Linked DNA regions of Homo sapiens: region 1 is linked to region 2. A link is an interaction called in ENCODE POLR2A ChIA-PET data of the cell type or tissue named here. Cell type or tissue: Panc1. All regions are shown on one strand. Each heading gives the region's core, and the rest is flanking DNA. Links, peaks and the distances in the headings are about the cores only.

Region 1 (8,327 bases), core at 228-8,227, 220 kb after region 2:
GGAGAGTGGGAACGGAAGGGAGGGTGGGAACCAAAGCGACTACAGCAACATGGCAGGGTTGCTGGTATTATAGTCCATTTAAGATCTCTGCACTTGAATCTAAAATGGAATCAGTCTGCACAGTTTTGCAGCTCTTCTCCAGGCACTTTCAGCTATCTGAGTTAGGTTAACCAATGTGAGAGGTTCTTCTAGAAGAGAGAGGAAAGGGAAAACAGTACAACCACGATGGGACACTGGAACTAATCAGGTTAAGAATGGGGGAGGGGAACACACATAAGGCGGCTGCAGAGCAGTGAGGAAGCAGTGGGGTCTGAGACCTGCTGAAGGAGGCACATTCCAGTGAGTGTGAAAGATGGAAAGGAGTGGGCAGAGAGTGGGACAGATGCCTGAAGGCAAGACTTTGAAGGTGACTAGTACTAAAAAGCTCCCGACCACGGGAGTGGGCAGATGAGGAGGATGGAGGAAAGAGACGCCTGCAAGTAAGGAGGATGAAGAAACTGGAGGGGCCAGGATGTGGAAACCCCCAAAAGTGAAGTAAAAGAGATGAAGGGATAGGCAGCCAGCCGGGTGCTGGAGGCTCCAAGGGAACTGGAGAGACTTGCCCTGGGAAGTGGCTACCTCAGGGAGGGCTGGCAAGGGGTATGGCATCTGCCATGTGCTTCAAAGGAGCTGGGGTTTGTGAAGGAGTGGGTAGTGATCTGGAAGCAGTAATGAGGAGCAGGGAGGACACCTCCCCATGCACCACACCAGCCCTGCCAGATGCAAAAGGGGAGAGAAGAAAGGCAGCTGCTCCTGGGGGACACCCACCTCTCCAGCCTTTTTCTGGACCATGCCTCCAATCCATCCACCTCCCCCTACCTGATCCCTCTCCTTGCTCCCTTCCACCAATCCCACACTGGACCCTGCCAACAGCGAACTCCTGGCCATTCCCCCATGCAACAAGCTCTTCCAGGATCCTAAGCCTGTGGTTGATGTATGCTCTGCCCCCCCAGGCAAACATGACTCATGATTCTAAGCCAAGCCAGATTTAATCTCTTTTCAAGAAGTCTTCCATGAAAAACCCCTCCCTTCTTTCCCTACCAAGGCTTTTTTTTTTTTTTCTTTTTCTGAGATGGAGTTTAGCTCTGTTGCCCAGGCTGGAGTGCAGTGGCGGGATCTCGGCTCACTGCAACCTCCACCTCCTGGGTTCAAGTGATTCTCCCACCTCAGCCTCCCAAGTAGCTGGGGTTATAGGCATGCGCCATGACGCCCAGCTAATTTTGTTGTTTTGAGATGGAGTTTCACTTTTGCCGCCCAGGCTGGAGTGCAAAGGTGCAATCTGGCTCACTGCAACCTCTGCCTCCCAGGTTCAAGTGATTCTCCTGCCTCAGCCTCCCAAGTATATGGGATTACAGGCGTCCGCCACCAACGCCCAGCTAATTTTTGTATTTTTAGTAGAGACAGGGTTTCACCAGGTTGGCCAGGCTGGTCTTGAACTCCTGACCTCAAGCGATTCACCCACCCAAAGTGCAGGGATTACAGGCATGAGCCACTGCACCTGGCACTTCTTATAACCCTGTTCACAAAGACAGGGAGCTGTATTTCAACTTCATATCCCCAGAACCTAACAGAGTGTCTAGTAAGCAAGAAAGGTACTCAAGGCATATAATGAATAAATGAAGCCGGAGCTGAGGGGATGTCATTTTAAAGGCCCTGGAACGGGAAAAGTGAGTTTCTGAGAATTTGAAACCTTGAGGCCAACCTCAAGGCCTTTGCGCATATTACTCTCTCCGCCTAGAACACTCTTCCCTCTCTTCACCTGGTTAACCACTGTGCCTAATAAACATCACCTCCTTAGAGTAGACCTCCCTAAGCCGTTTAAATAGTATCTGCTGTGATCAACTGTCATTGAATGTGAGTGCTGCTGGGTATCCTATTACTCAACATTCTTAGAAATTACAGAATTGGCCAGGCACAGTGGCTCACACCTGTAATCCCAACACTTTGGGAGGCTGAGGCAGGCGGATCACCTGAGGTCAGGAGTTCGAGACCAGCCTGATCAACATGGTGGAACCCCATCTCTACTAAAAATACAAAAATTAGCCGGGCGTGGTGGCGTCTGCACCTGTAATCCCAGCTACCAGGGAGGCTGAGGCAAGAGAATCGCTTGAACCCAGGAGGTGGAGGTTGCAGTGAGCCGAGATCATGCCACTCCACTCCAGCCTGAGCGACAGGGAAAGACTCCGTCTCAAAAAAAGGAAAAGAAAAAGAAATTACAGAATTTTCTCTAAACTTTTATATCATAATAGGTATCATTTATTGAAGGTATATGGTATGCCAGGCAATGTGCAAAATGTTTTACATTTAACCTTCATAGTAAACCTGACAGGTGAATATAGTTTATATTTTCCCATTCCAGATGAGGCAATTTGAGGCCCAGGAAGTCTGACACACTCCCAACAGCCACAGTAAGTGACTAAGCGGCTGAAAAGAACCACTACACAGTATTTCCCAAAGTCTGGACCACCTAAATCAGAATCAGCTGGCACGCTTGTGCAAATGAAAATTCCTGCCTCCACCCTGGTCTTACTGAACACCGTGGCAGGCACCATGCCCAGAAATCTGCCTTTTAAACAAGCTCCCTGAGTGACTTTTACACACTCTCAAGTTTGAGAACCAGTGCTCTCCTTTATGCGGAAACTAAGAAAAACTTTTCCAGTTACATTTGGGGATTGCAGCGGCAGCTTTTGAATTCCTATATAAGAAAGATTTAGGGCCCACAAACGGGTGGGATTATGGGATTTGTATGGAAGCCGAATCTGCATAGCACGCATCCTGTTTTTCCTAAGATTAGGTGAAGTCTGGACTTCAACTGGGTGCCTCAGGAACGCGGCTAGCAGATGGAGATTATCAGGGGGATCTAAATCCCGGATAACCCGCTCGCGCCGCCACCACCAGCTGGATGGCTTGAGGGACCCCCTCCAAGTATGGCCCACTGCAGCAAAGATCAGGGACTACTTGCGGGAAGCAGCTGGGCCTGTCCTTTCTTGGGATGTCCAGGCGGCCGCCTCGGCCCTTGCCGAAGAAAGATCCCTGGACCGCAGGCGAGAAGTGGTAGCATCCGGCGGCGGCGGAGCGGGCGCGTCGGGTTTTTCCTCGGAACAAGAGGTCCGCAGAGCCTCGGCCCTCCAAACGCACCGCTGCTCCTCCCAGCACCAGGACGGCGGGCGGAGGGTGGCCCGGCTGCATCCGGGGACGCGCTTACCTGCTGCTCGGCCGCGGACACTCGCGCTATCCCAGCCCGGCCGCCACCTCCGCAGCCGTCACCCGGGCAACCGCCGCCGCCACCCCGGCGTCACGTGGGGGCGGCGCAGCCAATCGCGCGGGGCGCCGCCGACGCGGAGCAGCCTGGGAGGGAAGGTGGGCGACCCCGAAACTTCCTGGCGGCGGAAGTGAGGGTCCACAGCCCAGCAGTGGTGAAGGTTCACGCGCTGGATGACCGCGTCTTCTGTGGTCCTCTCCACCACTCCACTTTCGTTCGTTCATTCATTCGTTCATTTCCCTTTCGTTGCGCCAGTCGCTGCGCCGGCTCTCGGGATGAGCCGGAGCAGGCTCAACCCCTTGTCTCAAGGAGCTCGTGGTCGCGTAGAGAACACAAACTAGGACAGTGTGGTGTCCGTGGGGAAAGAGTCAGGCATGGTTATTCCCATCTTAAAGGAGGGACCTGGGGCCACCTTAGAACCAAAAGTGACGCCCAAGATGTGCATTAAAGCTCCGGGGACCAGGGTCCCGCCCCACTGCAGCGGTTTCCAAGGATTTCAGAGAAACTTTTTGTTTTCCATGTCAAATGTGGGCTATTAAAAATAAATCAGGAGCACACGTCTTCCCTCTCTTTGCACCTGATGCTTTTGAACTGAAGTTCATCAGCACTGAATGAGCACTTGCTAGTCACCCAACTTTGTGCTGGAGGGTGAAGAGATGGCCATGGATAGAAAATCCCTCCCCTCCAGGCGTTGAGATTCCGTGGGAGTCTCTCGTTGCCACCTCAGTGTTTCCACCTCCATGCTTCCAAGAAGGAGGAGGCTACCAGGGCCAGAGACAGGGAATGGGGCACGGAGAAGGTAGGTCAGCTCGCCTTTGAAGAAGCCCTAAGATGGGCTGTGGCCACCACTTCCCCAGTCCCCAACCCTGCCAGTGGATTGTCTTCCAAAAGAAAAAAAGCTGTATTTAGTAGAAGAGAGCCCTATCTTCTGTCCAGGTAATATGGATTGAAAATAAATCTTCAATCCATGGCCATAATATTTATCGTCAACACAACTGTATGCCGGGAGATGCCAGACAAAATATAGAACACACAGTTAAATGTAAATTTTAGATAATGTTTTAGTGTAAGTAAATCCCAAAAACTGCTTCATTTTATTGTGCATGTAGGATGTTATATTGTTCTGTATTTTTGTTTGCAAAACGTGCAGCCTATATGTGTGCCCAGCATTGTGCTAAGTGAATCATATAGATTGTTTTCTTTAGTTCTCACACCAGGCCCGGCACGGTGGCTCACACCTGTAATCCCAGCACTTGGGAGGCCAAGGCAGATGGATCACCTAAGGTCACAAGTTTCAGACCAGCCTGGCCAACATGGTGAAACCTGTCTCTACTAAAAATACAAAAATTAGCTGGGCGTATTGGCATGTGCCTGTAGTCCCAGCCACTCGGGAAGCTGAGGCAGGAGAATCCTTGAACCCGGAAGATGGAGGTTTCAGTGAGCCGAGATCACGCCACTGTACTCCAGCCTGGGCAACAGAGTGAGACTCTGTCTCAAAAAAAAAAAAGTTTTTAATTCTCACACCACATCTATGAGATGAATAATATTTTCAGCATTTTACTGATTGACAATGTTGTAATTAACCTGAGCTGTGTGCTCTTAGAAAACAGCCACAGTTAAGAAATCTCACCCACGCACCCCCAAACCTTTTGTTTTCTAAAATCCTCCACACTTTTGTGTTCTGGGAAGTAGCTTATCAGAAAGAACTACCCTTCCACATATGACTTCATCAGACCCACAGTCCTGTCTTTCTCATGCCTCCCATATGATGCACGGATGACCCCCTTGTTTACCTGTGACAAGGACAAATGCAGACCTTTTCCCTTCTGCCTGAGTCTGCCGGCAAGGCCAAGGACAGACTTTTCAGCTTCTCATTCTTTGTCTCATGGTTGATTAGCTGAGATTAGAGCTGTCTGTTTTGTCTTTGGCAAGATGAACAACATGAGGCATACGGGATTAAGAAACTCCTCAAAGTTTACACCACTGAGGAGACCAGGACTAAACCCAGGTCTCCGTGTCTCTGGACCCTGGGCTCTGAGCTGCCGTGAACACCCCACCTGCTTTGCTTTCCCTCCTGAGTGCATTTGCCTGACTGCCGGGATTATGGTCATTGTGGTGGCTATTGTCTTTGTCTGTCTACCTCCCCTCTCCCTTCTGGTAACATACCCCATCCCTCACCACAGGATGGGCAGATGGTCCAAACTGGACCAATCTTACCCCATCCCTCTGGCCTCAGTGATGGGTCCAGGATGGGCATGTGAGCCAAGCAAAGCCAATGATAGTCCTTCCCTGGGATTTTGCTGTTGAAGTGTGGTCAGGTTATTGTAAAGTGAGACTCCAGGGCAGCCTACAGCATTCACTACATGGGAAAGACTGAGAAGATGAAGCCATTACCTAGAGAAATGCAAAGAAAGTGCTGGGGACATCAAATCCCTGGTCCCAGGATCTGAGTTCCCTGGAGCTGCACTTATTCTTACAGCTCCTCCAGCATCCTTCCAATCAACTGTCTTTTAAATTTTTTATTTTTTTGAGACAGGGTCTTACTCTGTCACCCAGGCTGGAGTGCAGTGGCGCAATCTCAGCTTGCTGCAACCTCTGCCTCCTGGGCTCAAACAATCCTCCCACCTCAGCCTCCCTCATAGCTGAGATTACAGGCATGTGCCACCACGCTCAGCTAATTTTTGTACTTTTTATAGAGACGGAGTTTTGCCATGTTGCCCAGGCTGGTCTCAAACTCCTGAGCTCAAGCCATCTGCCTGCCTCAGCCTCCCAAAGTGCTGGGATTATACATATTACTGCACCCGACTTCAACCATCTTTTTAATTTCAACTAGTTTGGACCTGCATGGTGGCTCATGCCTGTAATCCCAGCACTTTGGGAGGCCAAGGTGGGAGAATTGCTTGAGGCCAGGAGTTTCAGACCAGCCTACACAACATAGCAACATCCATCTGTACAAAAAAAAAAAATCCGTCTGTACAAAAAAAAAATTATTTTAATTAATAAACTGGTTCAAGTTGGGTTTCTGTCACTTGCAACCAAAAGAGACCAGACTAACATAGACACAATTTCTATATGTCTGTTTGAGATAGGAAAAACCAAACTGACTGCTTTTACTCTTCTCACACTCAACACATTTTTTTTTTTTTGAGACAGAGTCTAACTCTGTTGCCCAGGCTAGAGTGAAGTGGCACAGTCATAGCTTGCTGCAGCCTCAGCTTCCAGGCTCAAGTGATCCTCCTGCCTCAGCCTCCCAAGTAGCTGCTGGGACCACAAGCACGCACCACTATGCTCGGCTTTTTCTTTTTTTTTTTTTCCTTAGAGGTGGGGTCCCACTTTGTTGCCCAGGCTGGTCTCGAACGCCTAGGCTCAAGCGATCCTCCCGCTTTGGCCTCCCAAAGTGCTGGGATTATAGGTGTGAGCCACCATGCCCGTCCTCAACACAATGCTTCTGACAGCAGATGTGTGGAGGTTTTTCCTTACACACTAAGCAACTATCCAGCAGACACTAACTGGTTGTCCTACAATTCAATTCTGATACTAGCTAATGACTGGAGTTAGAATCAGATCCCATAGGTCAAAGGCTCAGTCCCACAAGACTGTCCCCCACCTCAGATGCCAGTCAAAAGTAGCAGTTGTCATCTGTACTTCTAACCAAATGGCTATAAATGAGGGTTCCATTAATTTACTAGGATGGCTCATAGAAGGAAACACTCACATGTACTGGCTCATTATAAAGAATGTGACAAAGGTTACAGATAAACAGCCAGATGAGATGGTACCCAGGGCAAAGGATGGGGGCGCAGACCTTCCATGCCCACTCCAGGTACCTCCATGGTTCAGCAGTCTAGAAGCTCTTCAAACGCTGTGGTTGAGGGATTTTTACAGAGGCTTCGTAATGCAGGCACAATCGATTGTTATTATTATTATTATTATTTTTGAGACGGAGTTTCACTCTTTGTTGCCCAGGCTGGAGTGCAATGGTGCAATCTCAGCTCACTGCAACCTCCGCCTCCGGGGTTCAAACGATTCTCCTGCCTCAGCCTCCCAAGTAGCTGGGATTACAGGCATGCGCCACCACGCCCAGCTGATTTTGTATTTTTAGTAGAGACAGGGTTTCTCCATGTTGGTCAGGCTGGTCTCGAACTTCCGATCTCAGGTGATCTGCCTGCCTTGGCCTCCCAAAGTGCTGGGATTACAGGCGTGAGCCACTGCGCCTGGTCGGCACAATCAATTATCAACTCAATCTCTGGCTTTTCTCCCCATCCCAGAAGATGGGGATGGGGCTGAAAGTTCCAAGCTTCTAACCTTGGCTTGGTTTTTCTGGTGACCAGCCCACCAAGAGTCATCTCATTAGAATACTAGATGTTCCCATCACCCATGAAATTCCAAGGGATTAGGACCCTTTATCAGGAGCAAGGGACAAAGACCAAATAGAACAAAAAGATCCACCTAGTGCCCCATCACTCAGGAAATGACAAGAATTTTAGGAGCTCTGTGCCAGGAGCCAGGGGCAGAGATCAATTATATATTTTTCCTTTCTTTTTCTTTCTTTCTTTTTTTTTTTTTTTTTGTTAGACAGAGTTTTGCTGTTGTCACCCAGGCTGGAGTGCAGTGGTGCAATCTCAGCTCACTGCAACCTCTGCTTCTTGGGTTCAAATGATTCTCCTGCCTCAGCCTCCCGAGTAGCTGTGATTACAGGTGCGTGCCCCCCACGCCCACCTAGTTTTTGTATTTTTAGTAGAGACAGGGTTTCACCATGTTGGCCAGGCTGGTCTCGAACTCCTGACCTCAGGTGATCTGCCCGCCTCAGCCTCTCAAAGTGCTAGGATTACAGGTGTGAGCCACCGTACCCGGCCTAATTATATATTTTTCTTATTTCACAATGTCATATCAACTAAAAGTGGCCTCAGCAATGGGGGTGGTGGTTCATTTTCTTATAATAAATACAGAAGTAGCTGGCTTCTTACCAGCAGCTCAAGTTGTCAAGGATCTGGGTTGGTTCTGAATTGTATCATCCCCGTGACTA
Region 2 (8,327 bases), core at 216-8,215:
ACAAAGGCCAGATCTCTCTGGGGAGAGGGAGCGTGTGAATTGCTTAGTACACAGCTCCTGACTTTAGCCTCCTGCCCCTCAGGCTGGTGCTTCCCCAGCTCTGACTACACATTCTGCTTTGTGAGTGATTTTACGAGTCTCACCTGGCCTGGAACTGGCAATGGGGAAATTGCTGAGGCAGGTGGCTGGCTCCAGGGCCTGGCTTGAAGATGGGCAGGAAGGCACTTACACTGCCCTCTCATGAGCCCCCCGGTACCCCCTTACAGCCCCAGACCCCAGTGATGTTCAGGCTTTTGGAGCAAGCCCTGTTGCTTTCTGCAACCTCTGTGGGTGGACTCGGACTCCTGACTGGTCACTTGCGGAAGAGAAGACCAGCGGCTCCTCTCCCTCTCGCAGGAGACTGAAGGCTGCCACCTCTGAGACCTCCTACCCTTTGGCTCCCCTTCTGGGAACCATGTGAAAGTGGCTGTCATGAGCCACATCCTGTCCAGCTGAAGTCCTGCTTGATGTTGGCAGAGGATGTGGTCGTTCAGAGCTGGGAGGACAGACCAGACACCAAGCAAGACCAAGAACTCTCCACTATTTCTGACTCTGGATGAGCGGGGTGCAGGGTCTTGAGGAGTAACTGGGGAACGGGACTGCAGAGACTACAATTCCCTCAGGGAATGTGGCTGTGGGATGAGAGTAGGGACACAGCTGAAGAGGTTCATGGGGTTGAAGGAGTTTCTTGTTTTTGTTTGTTTTCAACACGTAAAAGTCTTGAGCCCATTTAAAAGGCCATGGAGCTAGGCGCGGTGGCTCAGGCCTGCAATCCCAGCACTTTGGGGGGCTGAGGTGGGCGGGTCACATAAGGTCAGGAGTTCGAGGCCAGCATGGTGAAACCCTGTCTCTACTAAAAATACAAAAATTAGCTGGGCGTGTTGGCAGGTGCCTGTAATCTCAGCTACTTGGGAGGCTGAGGTGTGAGAATCGCTTGAACCTGGGAGGCAAAGGTTGCAGTGAGCCGAGATGGCACCACTGCACTCCAGCCTGGGCAACAGAATGAGACCCCGTCTCAAAAAAAAAAAAAAAAAAGAAAAGAAAAGAAAAGAAAAGGCTATGGAGAAGGATTAGTGGAGCAATGGATGTTGACCACAGAAGAGAGACAGTGGTCCTAAGCGCTTGGGAAGGGTGGGCTCTGAGACTCAGGTGGAGGCAAGCAGGGGATGGGTCTTTTGTTTTTAAACTGGAGGTGCTCTTCCCACGAGTCCTTCCACGTGCTCTTTGAATTAAAAGGCAAGGTCATCTGATGAAAAGAGGGGAGATGTCAGAGTCAGAGGTTTGAGAAGTGCAGAGGTCTCAAATGTGCCCAGGAAACATGGAATTAGACCCAAGTCCACACGATAATTCAGTACGTAATAAATCTGCCACTTCCACTGGTGTTGGCGTAACTGGAATACCATCTGCCTAGAGGAAAAATTATATTAATATCTTTTTTTTTTGAGACAGGGTCTCACTCTGTCACCCAGGCTGGAGTGCAGTGGTGTGATCATGGCTCACTGCTCCCAGGTTCAGGTGATACTCCTGTCAGTCTCCTGAGTAGCTAGGACCACAGGCACACACCACCACTCCTGGCTAATATTTTTAGACTATTATTTGTAGAAATGGGGTGTCACTATGTTGCTCAGGCTGATCTTGTGCTCCTGGAATCAAGTGATCATCCTGCCTTGGCCTCCAAAAGTGCTGAGATTACAGGCATGAGCCACCACGCCCAGCAATACCTCATGTCTTATATTAAAATACATTTCAGGTGGATCAAATATGTTAATGTAAAAAGTGAAATATGACAGTACTAGAAGAAAATATGGAAAATTTATTTTATAACTTAAAGTTGGAAAGAGCTTTTTAAATTTAATTTTTATTTATTTATTTTTTCCAAGACAGAGTCTTGCTCTGTTGCCCAGAGCTGGAGTGCAATGGCGCGATCTCGGCTCACTGCAACCTCCGCCCCCCAGGATCAAGCAATTCTCCTGCCTCAGCCTCCCTAGTAGCTGGGATTACAGGCATGCGCCACCAGGCCCGGCTGATTTTTGTATTTTTAGTAGAGACGGGGTTTCATCATGCTGGCCAGGCTGGTCTCAAACTCCTGACCTCGTGACCCACCCGCCTCGGCCTCCCAAATTGCTGGGATTACGGGTGTGAGCCACCACGTCCAGTCTTGTTTTTAATTTTTAAATTTTCAGTGCTTTTTGGGTAGGAGAGGACTTTCTAAGAATAACGACATAGTACCTAGAAGCCATTAAGGAAAAGATGGAAAATTTACATTAAAATATCACTGTATCACAGAAAAATTATGAACAAAGTCAAAAGATAGATGACAAATGGAAAAATATTTTCAGTGCATATCAGATAAATGTCTTTAATGAACCCCTTCAACAAATAAGTAAAAGTCAATCCCATTTTAGTAGGTGTCGCAATGGAAAAAAAGACAAAGACAAAGACAAATAAGCCAATAGAAAAATAGGCAAAGGATATGAACCAACCGCGAAGCAGGCTCACCGTGCGCGGCTTACCAACTTGTCGGCATCTGGTGAGACGGAACACACTCACATGTACCCAGTTACACGATGAGGATTTATTACAGATTGGCAGCAAGGGGCAACAGAGGCCTAGGATTCATTCAGAGCCAGTTCCCCAGGCTCAGGCCAGCTGCCCAGGGCTGATGGAATCTTGACTTCATGCGTCCCACCTGCACCATGGCTGAAGAACCCTGAAAAGCAGCCTGCCCTGAGCTTTATGCTCTGTGAGTGGCTGAGCTACAGTGTTGAAGGACACCCTGTTTCTTTTCTTTTTTTTTTTTTTGAGACAGAGTCTCGCTCTTGTTGCCCAGGCTGGAGTACAGTGGTGCGATCTTGGCTCACCGCAACCTCCACCTCCCGGGTTTAAGCAATTCTTCTGCCTCAGCCTCCCGAGTAGCTGGGATTACAGGTGCCTGCCACCATGCCTGGCTAATTTTTTGTATTTTTGGTAGAGACGGGGTTTCACCATGTTGGCCAGGCTAGTCTTGAACTCCTGACCTCAGGTGATCTGCCTGCCTTGGCCTCCCAAAGTGCTGGGATTACAGGCATGAGCCACCCTGTTTCTAAGGCGGAACTGGAACAGAGCCTGAGCAGTTCTGGCCAGCTCCCCCTTATCTCAAGATGTTGCATTTCTAGCACATTCTACAGTTAATTTTCAGAACTACAAGCAAGAAAGATGGGAGAACCGGGCTGGTTTAAGGTCACCTAGAAAATTGTCCTGTACAAATCTTTCTCAGGAAAGGAAATATGAATGATTCAAACACATGAAAAGATGTTAATGTCACTCAGAGTAGGAGAAATGCAAATTAAAACAACACTATGTGCATTTTCTTACCTGTTAGATTGGTGATGATCACCAGGTTTGCTGACACATTTCATGTACCTGCTGTTTGGGACAATTGCCAGGGAGGGTGAGTTGGGAATAGCTAGTTATCTGTTATGGACTGAGTTGCATCCCCTCAAAATTCACACGCTGAAGTCCTAACCTCCAGTACCTCAGAATGTGACTGTATTTGGAGACAGGGTCTTTAAAGAGGGAATTAAGTTAAAATGAGATTGTTAGGGTGGGGCCCTAATCCAATATGACAGATGTCTTTATAAGAAGAGGAAATTTGGACACATACACCCATAGAGTGAAACTAACTCTGCCAACATCTTAATCTCAGACTTCAGCCTCAGACTGTGAGGAAATAAATTTTCCGTTGTTTAAGCCACCCAGTCTGTGGTTCTCTGTTATGGCAGCCCTAGCAAACTAATACACCAGCAACCTTGAAACTGACCTGAAAATTTGACTTCTAGTAACTTATACTACAGATAGACTGGCATGTGTTCCTGGCATGTGCAGGATATGCGAGGGTATTGTTTGTAGCAGTCAGGGTTCAATCAAGAAAACAGAAGCCACTCTAGGTATTTTGAGCAGAAAGAGAAGCATTGGAAGGGCTGGGAGAGGAAAGGCCAGGAAAGTTCTAGAAGTTAGGAGATGGCAGGGAAGTCATCACCAGTGATCCTCGGTGCTGGCAGGGCCAAAGCACATGATGCCCAGGGGGACACCTGGAGCTGCCGGAAGCTGTCACCAAGGATCTCAGGCTGGTCTCGAACTCCTGACCTCAAGTGATCCGCCAGCCTTGGCCTCCCAAAGTGCTGGGATTACAGGTGTGAGCCACTGTGTCTGGCTGGATCTCAGCTGCTTATAGCACTGCAGTGGGGGTCATGCAGGGTGATGCCCAGAAGCCGAGGAAAGGAGTCTGCCATGAGTTTTGCTGCCTAACCATAGTAGCTGCTGGAGACCAATGGCTTCTGCTTCCTTCATGGGCAGAATTCAGCCTAGGACATACTGGAAAGGGGCTCTGGAAATGCAGGGAGATGTAGAAGGGGATGGGAGTGATGTTACATTAACAAGGACTGATCTAGCACCGTCCATCCACAGAGGCTGGTTAAATACACCATGGTTTGTTCAGACGGAACACCAAGCAGCTTCAAATGGAATGCAGAAACTCCGCATTTTCTGCCCGGTGACCCTCAGCAGTGTGGGTGGCCAAATGGGTGGCCCACAGACTCTGAGAAGGCCCGGAAAGGTTGTGAGGACAGAGCCCTGACCGAGGGACAAAGCAGTCCCTGTCAACCTGGATAACAGCCTCAGCCCTCCTAGTCCCCAGAGTGAGAGGAGCGGGGCCAAGAAACAAGCACTTTTAGCAACACCAAGGGCTTCAAAAGTTCTGTCTGGAGCAAGAACAGGAGCCAGCCTGGGACTGGGGTCTCCGTAGGCCACTGCTTTTCCTCCAGCGCCAGTGAGGTGAGGCTGGCACTCAGGCTGGTCAAGGAATGCAGAGGAAGACAAGTCCCCCATTCATCCCCTGAAAAGGGGGCTGCACCTGGCGCAGGAGTGTGTCCAGGCTGCTGGGGTGCTGGGGCCCTGCCCTCTCCTTCACCCCCAGATTTCAGTCCAGATGACCCTTTATGAGCTCATGCTCTTTGTCTGCTACTTTTTTTTTTTTTTTTTTTTTTTGAGACAAGGTCTTGCTCTATTGCTCAGGCTGGAGTGTAGTGGCACGATCATAGCTCACTGTAACCTTGAACTCCTGGGCTCAAGCGATCCTTCTGCCTCAACCTGCTGAGTAGCTAGGGCTACAAGGGTGCACCACCGCGTTGGCTGATTTTTGAATTTTTTGTAGAGATGGAGTCTCACGATGTTGCCCAGGCTTGTCTGGAACTCCTGGGCTCAAGGGAGCTTCCCAAAGTGCTGGGATTACAGGGTGAGCCACTGCACCCAACTGCCTGCTACTTCTTGTTTTATGGAGGTCCTTTTGGTTTCTCTTTTTTCCTTTTTGAGACAGGGTCTTGCTCTGTCATCCAGGCTGGAGTGTAGTGGTGCAAACATGGCTCACTACAGCCTCGACTTCCTGGGCTCAAGCGATCCTCCTGCCTCAGCTTCCCTGATAGCTGGAACCACAGGTGTGCACCACCACGCAGGGCTCATCTTTTAAATTTTTTGTAGAGATGGGTCTCCCAGGCTGGTCTTGAACTCCCAGGTTCAAACAATCCTCCCACCTGGGCCTCCCAAAGTGTTGGGATTACAGGTGTGAGCCATTGTGCCCAGCTACTTCTTGTTTTTTAATTTTAAAACACATAGGTCGAAATTGTTTTGTTTGTGTGTGACTTTAGACACACATTGTTCAATCTAGCACACCTACCATTCTGAGTTACCTGGCTCCTCCTAGCTTTTCTGTTTAAGTTGGCTTATCTTTTCCTGGCTATCTCATTCCTTTACCTTTATTATTTCACTTCTGTATCTTTTTTTTTTTTTTTTTTTTTGAGACAGAGTCTCTCTCTGTCGCCCAGGCTGGAGTGCACTGGCGCGATCTCGGCTCACTGCAAGCTCCGCATCCCGGGTTCACGCCATTCTCCTGCCTCAGTCTCCCGAGTAGCTGGGACTACAGGCGCCCGGACCGCGCCCAGCTAATTTTTTTTTGTATTTTTTTTAGTAGAGACGTGGTTTCACCATGTTAGCCAGGATGGTCTCGATCTCCTGACCTCGTGATCCACCCGCCTCGGCCTCCCAAAGTGCTGGGATTACAGGTGTGAGCCACCGCGCCCGGCCCACTTTCGTATCTTTTTTTCCTTGAATTTTGCACGTCCTTTGGCAATTTCAACCCTTGGGTATTTTAGCTGAATTACGGTTTATCCTTTTAATTTTTGTGCATCTGGTTTCCTCTGTGTCAAATTACTTACTTCGGTGGAGGATCCTGGGGTGGAGGGAACACGAAGCTTCTCCCTCTGACTCCGCTGCAAGGTCCCCAACCCCAACATCAGAGGGAAGGGCCTGACCCCACAGGTCTTGGGGGACAGCCACAGTTAGCCCTACCATGCAGCACGTGCCCTAAGGGAGCCTTCTGGTCCACAGCTGGTCAGCAATGCCCCTGAGTTACTCAGGGGGAACCTAGATGGTCCTAGAAGGGTCAGAGGCACCAGTGGTGGGTGAGCAACAGTAACCTGTGTGCAGAGTCAATGACACTGACGAGAAGGTAGTGGGTGAGGTTCAGCCGTGGAGGGAATCACCCAGGAGACAAACCCAATGGGTATTATCACCCAGGATAATTTGAGAAGAGAAGGCCGGATCTGCCCCTGACAGGGAGACCACTGATCAATAGTGAAGCAGGATAGTTCCTTGAGCCCTTCTCAGGACTTTGGACAGGGGTGCCTAGTTTACTTAGCCCACTGCTCTCAACTGCTGGTGGGAGGGAGCACACAGCAAACGAGGCGGGAACTGGAGCGCAGGAGTGCTGGAACCAGCCAGCTGTTTCAGTGCGGGCGGGATCAGACTCCACTCTCTCAGATCCACCGCATTCCGACCCTCGTGAAAGGGAGCACACAGTTGAGCAGGTGCAGGAGCTGGAGCGAGCGCTTTTGGGCGCCGGCAGCAGTGAACTTCGTTCAGGCCCCACAACAGCGTCCAGGCAGGGTGCCTGCGACTCCCGGGGCCCCGGAGGCCATGTTAGAGTGCTCTTTTAGCTCTGCTGTCCACGGACGGCTTAAGTGTTAACAGCTCTCAGTGGGCCCATGGCTGCCCTCTGCTAGCGAGGGCGAAGGGCCAGTGTGACAGCCTTTCGTATCCACACTTGTGGCTCCTAAGCTCTTGTCCGGCATCCAGGAAAAATGAGGTCACACGAACGAATTGAAGGATAGTAAATGTGGGAGATTTTATTGCCAATGAAAATGGCTCGGTTTGGGCACCGTGGCTCACACCTGTAATCCCAGCACGTTGGGAGGCTGAGGCGGGCGGATCACGAGGTCAAGAGATGGAGACCATCCTGGCCAACATGGTGAAACCCCATCTCCACTAAAAATACAAAAATTAGCTGGGTGTGGTGGCGCGTGCCTGTAGTCCCCGCTACTCGGGAGGCTGAGGCAGGAGAATTGCTTGAACCTGGGAGGCAGAGGTTGCAGTGAGCCGAAAATACAAAAATTAGCTGGGCCTGGAGGGCATGTGTCACTGCACTCCAGCCTGGGCGACAGAGTGAAACTCCTTCTCAAAAAAAAAAAAAAAAAAAAAAAAAAGGCTTTCAGTGGGAAGGGGAGCTGTTAAGGGGGATGTGGGGTAGGTAATCTTCCCCTGAAGTCCGGCCATCTTTGGCAGATTCTTTTTTTTTTTTTTTTTCCCGCCTCATGTCCCTGTCAGTAGGATTTAGGAACAAATGAGGAGCCAAATACCTGAAAGCTATGAGACCAGGATAGCAAGGCGGCTTCTGGCTACAATGCAGTTTGTGGGATTCAGGGGTAATTTAACTGTGCTCTATTTGCTGGCTTTGGGATCAGTGTTATATTAATTTCATACAATGAATTGGAGAGCTTGTCATTTTTTGCCATGGCAAAAATGGGCTCATAGGCTAGAACTAGTTGTTTCTTGGGAGTTTGAAAGACCTTACTGCCTGAAAGAACTTACTGCCCAAATGGTCTCCAGAGACTCTGGGAAGGTGACTGATAACTCTTTCCAATTGTTCCTGGATTATGAGAGCATATGGGTTTTCTTTATTTTTAGAGACAGGGTCTGGCTCTGTCGCACAGGCTGGAGTGCAGTGCGATGGTCACAGCTCACTGCAGCTTTGAATTCCTGGGCTCAAGTGAGCCTCCTACCTTAGCCTCCCTAATAGATGGGAGTACAGGTGTGTGCCACACCTGGCTTCCTTTCTTTTTGACTCTATTCCTTTTGTTTATTTGAACCATACTTTTCTTTTTTTTTTGAGACAGAATCTCACTATGTCACCAAGGCTG

The links. ChIA-PET counts read pairs that join two places held together with the same protein. Peaks named below come from ENCODE experiments on the same cell type or tissue, not always from the same donor. Only the 100,000 strongest peaks of a DNase experiment are listed, where the experiment ranks them.
Region 1: POLR2A ChIA-PET joins it to region 2 with 12 read pairs; 5 of 35 experiments call an interaction of 5 or more read pairs at or near these places.

Annotation. Positions count from the first base shown.
Region 1 is chr2:231,193,616-231,201,942 of GRCh38, reverse strand. It overlaps ARMC9 (armadillo repeat containing 9), which reads right to left and starts at 3,312. Exons shown (of 25, transcript NM_001352754.2): 1 at 3,245-3,312. RefSeq lists a silencer at 3,167-3,506. In Panc1, for the core only: no CTCF peak of the experiment used is centred there; a DNase peak (open chromatin) is centred at 3,383; H3K4me3 peaks cover 3,591 bases; H3K27ac peaks cover 2,062 bases.
Region 2 is chr2:231,417,634-231,425,960 of GRCh38, reverse strand. No RefSeq gene overlaps it. Among named protein-coding and RNA genes, the nearest start is that of B3GNT7, 26 kb to the right of the region's middle. RefSeq lists enhancers at 5,058-5,558, 7,020-7,521. In Panc1, for the core only: no CTCF peak of the experiment used is centred there; no DNase peak of the experiment used is centred there; H3K27ac peaks cover 330 bases.